Linked DNA regions of Homo sapiens: region 2 is linked to region 1. Evidence: chromatin contacts called from ENCODE Hi-C data. All regions are on one chromosome and are shown on one strand. Each heading gives the region's core, a stretch centred on a gene start or an enhancer-like site at or near the end of the contact. The rest is flanking DNA. Distances are from core to core; before and after follow the strand shown. Region 1 overlaps LRMDA (leucine rich melanocyte differentiation associated). Region 2 overlaps LRMDA (leucine rich melanocyte differentiation associated).

Region 1 (3,499 bases), core at 365-2,864:
AGAGGAAGAAAGCCAGATAGTGCTCTTACTGTTTAATCCTGAGCCACAGTTAACTGCTACAAAAAAAAAAAAATTGGCAAGGTTTTCAAGTCTACAGTTTTCCCCACTGTGTAACATGCCTGTCCTGAGTGAAGACAGCCTTGCCCAGGAACGTCAAAAGAAGGAAGGATAAAGAAGAAGTTCAACCACAATAGCATACGTTTGAGTAATGCTCTTAGCACAGCAAACCAACGAAAGCAATAGCAAAGTTGAAAGGCTGGGCCAAGTCTTTTGACATGAGCAAAATCTCAACCTTCCATTTTTTTTTCCCCACCAAAGTTAATACTTTGAAAAATGTCTCCACTAGATTATTTTACCCAGGTTTTTTTTTTCATTTTACACTTTATTTTACACAGTTTTTTCCTTGTTCTGCATCAATATTTTCTCTAATACTTTCACAGTGAGAGGGCATGAAAATCTGTGCTTATCAGTTCTTATCCACACTATTGCCTCTCTAAATCCACTACTCAAAAATATATTTTTATATATTTATATATACAAATATATAAATATATAAATAAAATAAGTAAATAAATAAGCAAACTCTTTGGAAATCAGAACAAAAATAACATTTTATAAAAGCCTCTTTCCACATCATACATAATAAACAAAAGTCATCTTGATCAGTTCAATTACTGACATTGCTGCTTTTAAAATCTGCTTAGTAAAATGGCATCAATTAAAGTTTAATGTCTTATAAAAGATCATTCAAGTATTATAGTAGAATTAAGAGGAAATAGGTACTGCTTGGGATCTGGCTATATTTTTAGAGTTTCTCAACCAGAGAGATTTATAAGAATATTCATTATTGCCTAGATTGCTTTCAATTCAGCCACTAGTTTATTAAAAGAGGTAGGCTAAAGGGCCCAGCACGGTTCAGAGCACATTCAACCAGCTGCATTTTCAGTTTGCTAAATATTTCAACTAGTCTTCAAAGGCACTGCATAAGTAAAACCTCGCACTTATTTTTCTACACACTTCTCCTCTTAATTTTTAACCCCCTGGGTATTTCCAAAGGAAATCTAATCCACATAAGTCATTCGTACCTAGCCCACACTAAATGGCATTTGAATGAGTTATATTGTTCTAGAAACCCCATTCACCTTTTCTGTTGGCCTTTTATTCTCTGGAGGTCCCAGTCTGGGGCAAATCAACAAAACTGAACCTTAAGGCAGCAGAGGGAACTGGGGAATAGGAGAAGGGGACCAAAAAAGTATCAACAGGGAGGACACCCAGCCAGGGGCTCCAGGGCAAGAGGAAATCTCCTTTTGCAGGCCTGATACACAGGACCAAGTCGAACAGTTGTTCAGGTTGTGCACTAGCTGACGGCATTTGGCCAAAAGGACAGGTGGAGACTGAAATCCAACCTATACTGTGCTTGCCAAGCTCAATTTCTGGCCAGGGGTTACATCCACCCAGAGAAGGGGAGCACATTTCTCTACTTCTCCCAGAAGCACTGTATGGGCTAGCTGCTGATAAAGTCATGTTAAGAAAACAGAAGTAAGCCAGTCACAAAAGGACAAAAGTCCTGTATGCATCCATTCATATGAGATAACTTAGAGTAGTCAAACTCACAGAGACAGGAAGTGGAATGGAGGCTGCCTGGGGCTGAGGGGAGGAGGGGAGTGGGGAAATAGCAAGTGGCTATTTAATGGGTATGGAGTTTTGGCTTGAGAAGATGAAAACAGTTCTGGAGATGGATGGTTGTAACGGTTACACAGCAATGTGAATGCGGGTAATGCCACAGAGCTGTACACTTAAAAATAGTTTGAATGGTAAATTTTATTACAATAAAAAGGAAATGAAACCAGAGTCAAGCACTGGCAGCTACACACCCACTGTGGACTCCGATCAAGGTCCTGCTCACAGATCGACTTTACAAGCCCATGCCATTGTCCAACAACTGAGAGTAGATCAGGGCTGCACTTGCCTCCACAAACGCCCAGCTACACAGGACCTGTCCAGATCATCACTCCTAATGCCTACCTTCTGCCTCCAAAGGACACCAAAGAGGCAGGGCTTCTCTCTAGGGGTCCTTGCCCCTCTCACCCTGTGCTCCCCCTGTCTGAGTGCCCCACCAGCTCCAGCCTCTGCAGCAGCCTTCCCTGTCCCCAACCTCATACCACCCCAAACCCTGTAAGAGTAGAGGCATGCTGTCACCCAAGTCCACCTCCCCTCAGCAGAATAGTTCATTACTCCACACACATTAAGTTTCCACCAGAACAAGGCCAACTCAGGAAAAAGAAAAATTTACGACTCCCATCATTTGGAATTTGCGGTAAAATTTAGCCTACGTTGGGCCAAAGAAAGGGTTTGCTATGAAAGCTCACAATGTAAACAAGACTTGAGGGAAAAACATTCATACAAAGAGAATAAATGATTCTTAAAGGTTTCAGTTCAACAATACATTTTAGGGAACATGTATTGCCTATTATAAAGACATTAAAGAAAATACATTGTGTCAGGACTGGGGAACCTGGGCCTGCCTCTGCCACCCGAACATGGGCCAGTCCCATAAAGTCTCTGGCCATGATCACAGTTCCCTCATCCATGGAGTTGGACAGAGACTCTCTAAGGTCCTTCTGGCCACGATGAGACTATAAAATTAATATACTGTACTTTGTATATTTACATACATGAGTGTATGTGTGGTGTGTGTGTGTATGTGGGGGTGTGGTATGTGTTTGTCTATGTGGTGTCAGGGAGTGCTGTGTGTACATGTGGGGTGTAGGGAAGTATGAGGAGGAATGGTGTGTATGTTGTATGTGGGGGTGTATGATGTGTGTGGGGTGTGTGTTTGTGGTGAGGGATGTGGGAGGTGTGGTGTGTGTCTGTGTCTACATGAGTATTAATGAGGACTACTTCTCAATAGAAAGAATTTGCCAGTTATTTCAAAATATTTTCTATACTTAAAAGTGATAAAGCTGGAACTAAATAGTGGTGACAGTTGCACCACCTTGTGAATGTACTAAATGCCACTGAATCATGGCACTTTCAAATGGTTACAATGGCAAATTTTATGTTACATGTATCCTATCACAATTTTTTAAGTGATAAAGCTGTATTTCTTTTTTAAAAAATTAAGTATGTTCACCAGTTCGGAAGCTGTAATTTACCCAGTTTGTCCAAGTTAGCAGGATTTTGCAGTCCTAGAATATACTATACACTCCACCTAGAAAAGCTTCTAGTGTAGGTCTGAGATCTTTGGGATGTGCCACACTTGGGCCAAGTCCTGGAGACTGGGCATTCTTTCCCTTATTGGGCCAATAAAGTCTAACAGCCTCTTCTTCTCACTAGGGAGACTACATCCCTGCCTACTGAAGACCTTCTGGGCAAAAAGGGTGACTGTGGATGCCTGCTCCCACAACAGGACCACACAGAGCACGCATATCGCAGCCTGGTTCCACCTGAGGCTCACATCATGCTCTGTAATTGCAAGACTCATCATAGCACACACTCA
Region 2 (3,499 bases), core at 427-2,926, 51 kb before region 1:
AGGAATCACCTTTTCATGTAGACTTCCCTGATGCCCTCCAGCTGGGTTAGTGCCCTTAGCAGGAGCTCCTAGAGACTCCTAAACCCCTTCCCTCCTGACTCCTCTTCCTCCATCATAGAACACAGTATAATATGGGCTCAGGATCACTGTGTGCTCTTTTAGAACATGAGTTAATCCAGGCAAAGTCAGACTATCACCCAACTTTGTATCCCTGGCACCAAGCCCATTGCCTGGCATACAGTTGGTAGTCAATATAAATTCTTGCAGAACTGAATTCATTTCCTCTCTACTACCTAATACAGGGATTGTGAATAGATAAATGATGCCACTGCCTGACTCTGCAAGGAAGGAAATGGAGAGATTTCTGTCACTTGGGTTTGTCATTGTATGAAAGGTAAGTGGCACACAGTTTTGGATTCCAGGGAGAGACAGGCAGGACTGGTTGAGAAAGAGGAGCCAGTCAGCCCAGAGACAGAACACATGAGTCAGCGATCTAGACCAAGGATAAAAACAGCTACATTTTCTAGAGTGGAGGCTGGACCAATTCCCAGAGGTTAGAACAGTACTGGCCAAAGTAAACTTTACGGACTATTCGATATCCACAGGAGGGTCCCTGATAGAGTTCCTGAGAAGAGACAGATAGGAAAGACTGTATACCCTACTCTCCTCTTAAAGACACACATGGGCCCCTGAGTATATTCTAAGGAGCCCTATAGTCAAGACAAGTGTTGAATTTTGTTTGACGTGGGGCTCCCCAGCAGTCCTCGCCATGGAACCCATCCATTTTAGGATTCCTATAACACCATGCTGTTGGGAATAGGGGTCTAAACTAAGCCCAGAGTTAGATCTACATAGGGAATACACACATTAGGAAGCTCAGGCAAGTGCTAGATGGCAGACCAAGTAACAGAAAAGAACCAGGACAAAAAGCCCAAAGACTGGACAATGAAGGCCAAGTCAGAACCAGAGAGGGTGAGCTGGTGCTACAGATAACCCTTCTCTGTAGACTGTGGGTATCTGAAAGGCAGACACCCTGCTCAGGTCATCCCTTTATCTCCAGGGCTTCAACATAACAGTCTGAACTGAGAGAGTTCTGGAGATCTGCAGAAGCTGGAGAATGAAATGGACCAAGATAAGAACACACTCGAGGCCTTATATTGGGGTTCTCAACCCTGGATGAACATTAGAATGACTTGGGAAGCTTTAGAAACTACAGATTTCCCAGGCTCCCACCTCAGACTGGTTAAATTAGACATTGGTAATCAGAGAATCCTTTGCTAGACAGAGGACTTCCATATACTTCCTATAGGAAAGTCTCACAGGCCAGTCTTCCACCATAGCAAATATGGAATCCACTAACAGAAGTACAGCCTTGGCCCATTAAGGGCGGGGAGGAGGAGAAGCTGCTGGCAGACATAGGGGTCTTCAGCCCCATCCCAATCCCTGCCCTAAGAGTCCTCTACAAAAAATGCCACAGATTCTCCCAGAAAATGCCACTCTACTCTAGACTTTCCCTAAAAATAGCTTGGCTTCCTTGGAGGGGTCAGATCCATGGCCTTCAGAGAGAAAAGCATAAACACAACTCTTGCCAGACCAGGCTCTCAACACTTAAATCAGCCTGCTCTGAAGTCCAGACAAAGTTCCAAGAACAAGAAGAGTCTTCTATAAAGAGTTTAACAGCAGACCATGGTTACGCAAGGCACCCAGTTCCAGCTCTCAAATGCTTCATGTCCAGAAGTTCAAATTAATTACTCCTTTACCAAACGAAAAGTGAGTTATGTCTTTCTGTCACTGCAGCCAGGATATTCTCCAGGCTGCCAAAAACATGTGCATACCCAAATACCAAAACTATGTAGGAAGGCTACAGAACGTCCTCACCAAAGACAAGACAGAATTTTCACTTCATAAATCAACAAGAGACTCCAAAAAGGCAGCCAGTTGAAAAGACAAGCTACACTGATGAAATATTTTCTTAATTCACCTCATTCAGGGTAATTGCGCTTTTTTAACTTCATGAACAAGTAATTTTTAATGTAAATAACAAAGCCGGAAAACCACATATTCTTTTTGCATGTGGGATGATAAAGTTTTTATCTAAATTAATTAGGTGACTTTTCACTAGTAAAGATTTGTTGCTTTTACTTCAGACTTTGTTTTCAATAAAATTCCTTCCCACCCAGACCCTCACCCCACTGTTTAGATGAAATGGAAGGCAGTGGAGGTTAGTTCTAATGTGTTTCCGTGTCGCTTTCCGAAGGATTACCAATAACGAAACCTGTAGTAGCATCCGTCTATGATCTACTCAGCTTCCCTTAGATGGGATAGAATGCAAACCCCAAGCCTATTTAGATGTGTTTCAGATTTATTTCATCTCTACTTCATCAGAGCTGGAAGTGTCAACCAAAATTCTACTGTGTGTATTACCACCATACAACTTTACACTTTGCAGTTTGCACTTTGAAATGTAAAATGAATGACAATGAATGGAAAACTCAAGCAATTTTGGCAGAAAAAAAAAAAGCAGCTAAATTCCTCCCCTTTAAAAGTAGAACATTCAATTTGGCCAAAAGAAAAGGTCCTCAGTTTACATTTTTCCTTCTGTTTCTTATCTCCAGGTTTCCTATCCTACTTAGGAGGCTGAAAGTACAGGGTAGGGGGAAACAAAATTACTTTCACAGGCTGTAATTTGTCTGGTATACTGGAACTGAGAAACAGCCTTATGAAACCCAAGCCTCAATCCATTTTATTATTATCATTATTATTATTTTAGTTTTGAGCACTCCATTTTTTTGGAGTAGAATTTTTTCAGCTGTTTTAAGCAACTTTTTACAAAGTTCAATGAAAGGGGTCTTTAAAGTCTCAATTTCACTCTTCCCTCCATAGGAAAGGCCAATCTGTACATCATGTGTGTTTCTTTTGCCTGGATAAGGGTGCCACACTTGTTCATGTGTATATATCACCTGCCTGAAAATTACCTTCCAAATTACCAAAATATTGCTCATCTAGCCAAAGAAAAAAATATATATATCTCACATTCATAGAGGTGACACTCTCTTATCACATCTCCAGGCTTGGAGGGAGGACCTTGGTTCTCATCAACCAACTAGCTCCTTGCTACTCAAAGTACGGTCCCTGGACCAGCAGCATTGGCATTGCTTGGTAGCTTTTTAGAGATGTAGATTCTCAAGTCCCAGCCAGACCTCCTGAATCAGAAATCTACATTTTAGCAGGATCCCCACCAGATAAACGTGCATGGCAAATCGTGAGAAGAACTGGTCTGGTACAAACTCCCACTCACGGCAAGAAATAGTATCTTCTCTGAGAAGTTCCCTCAGCCTCTGTTGGGATCCTTCGAGAGTCGAGGCGTGCAGGTCTGTAAAACCCTAGCAGAGGCCTTTCTGGGTTTCAGCAGAGTAAAGCAGTCATTCCTCAAACCAGGCAGCAACTGGAGGAAGCACGGAGGGGCGGTGGCAGGAAGGGCCTCCCCCAGCCCGTGTGC

Evidence for each region. A loop is a pair of places that touch in the nucleus more often than their neighbours do. Pooled maps may share reads with other maps.
Region 2: a loop to region 1 is called in a map of esophagus muscularis mucosa, with 2.6 times the contacts of the local background. The contact joins two enhancer-like sites. A Hi-C loop is called at or near these places in 1 of 168 maps with a recorded cell type or tissue (esophagus muscularis mucosa) and 2 of 50 pooled maps.

Annotation. Positions count from the first base shown.
Region 1 is chr10:75,609,691-75,613,189 of GRCh38, reverse strand. The region is part of intron 2 of LRMDA (leucine rich melanocyte differentiation associated); the gene reads right to left. Among named protein-coding and RNA genes, the nearest start is that of MIR606, 59 kb to the right of the region's middle. Within about 2 kb of position 1,614, at least 5 of the 41 ENCODE cell types and tissues checked have a DNase peak (open chromatin) inside an H3K27ac peak, as active enhancers do.
Region 2 is chr10:75,661,133-75,664,631 of GRCh38, reverse strand. The region is part of intron 2 of LRMDA (leucine rich melanocyte differentiation associated); the gene reads right to left. Among named protein-coding and RNA genes, the nearest start is that of MIR606, 110 kb to the right of the region's middle. Within about 2 kb of position 1,676, at least 7 of the 41 ENCODE cell types and tissues checked have a DNase peak (open chromatin) inside an H3K27ac peak, as active enhancers do.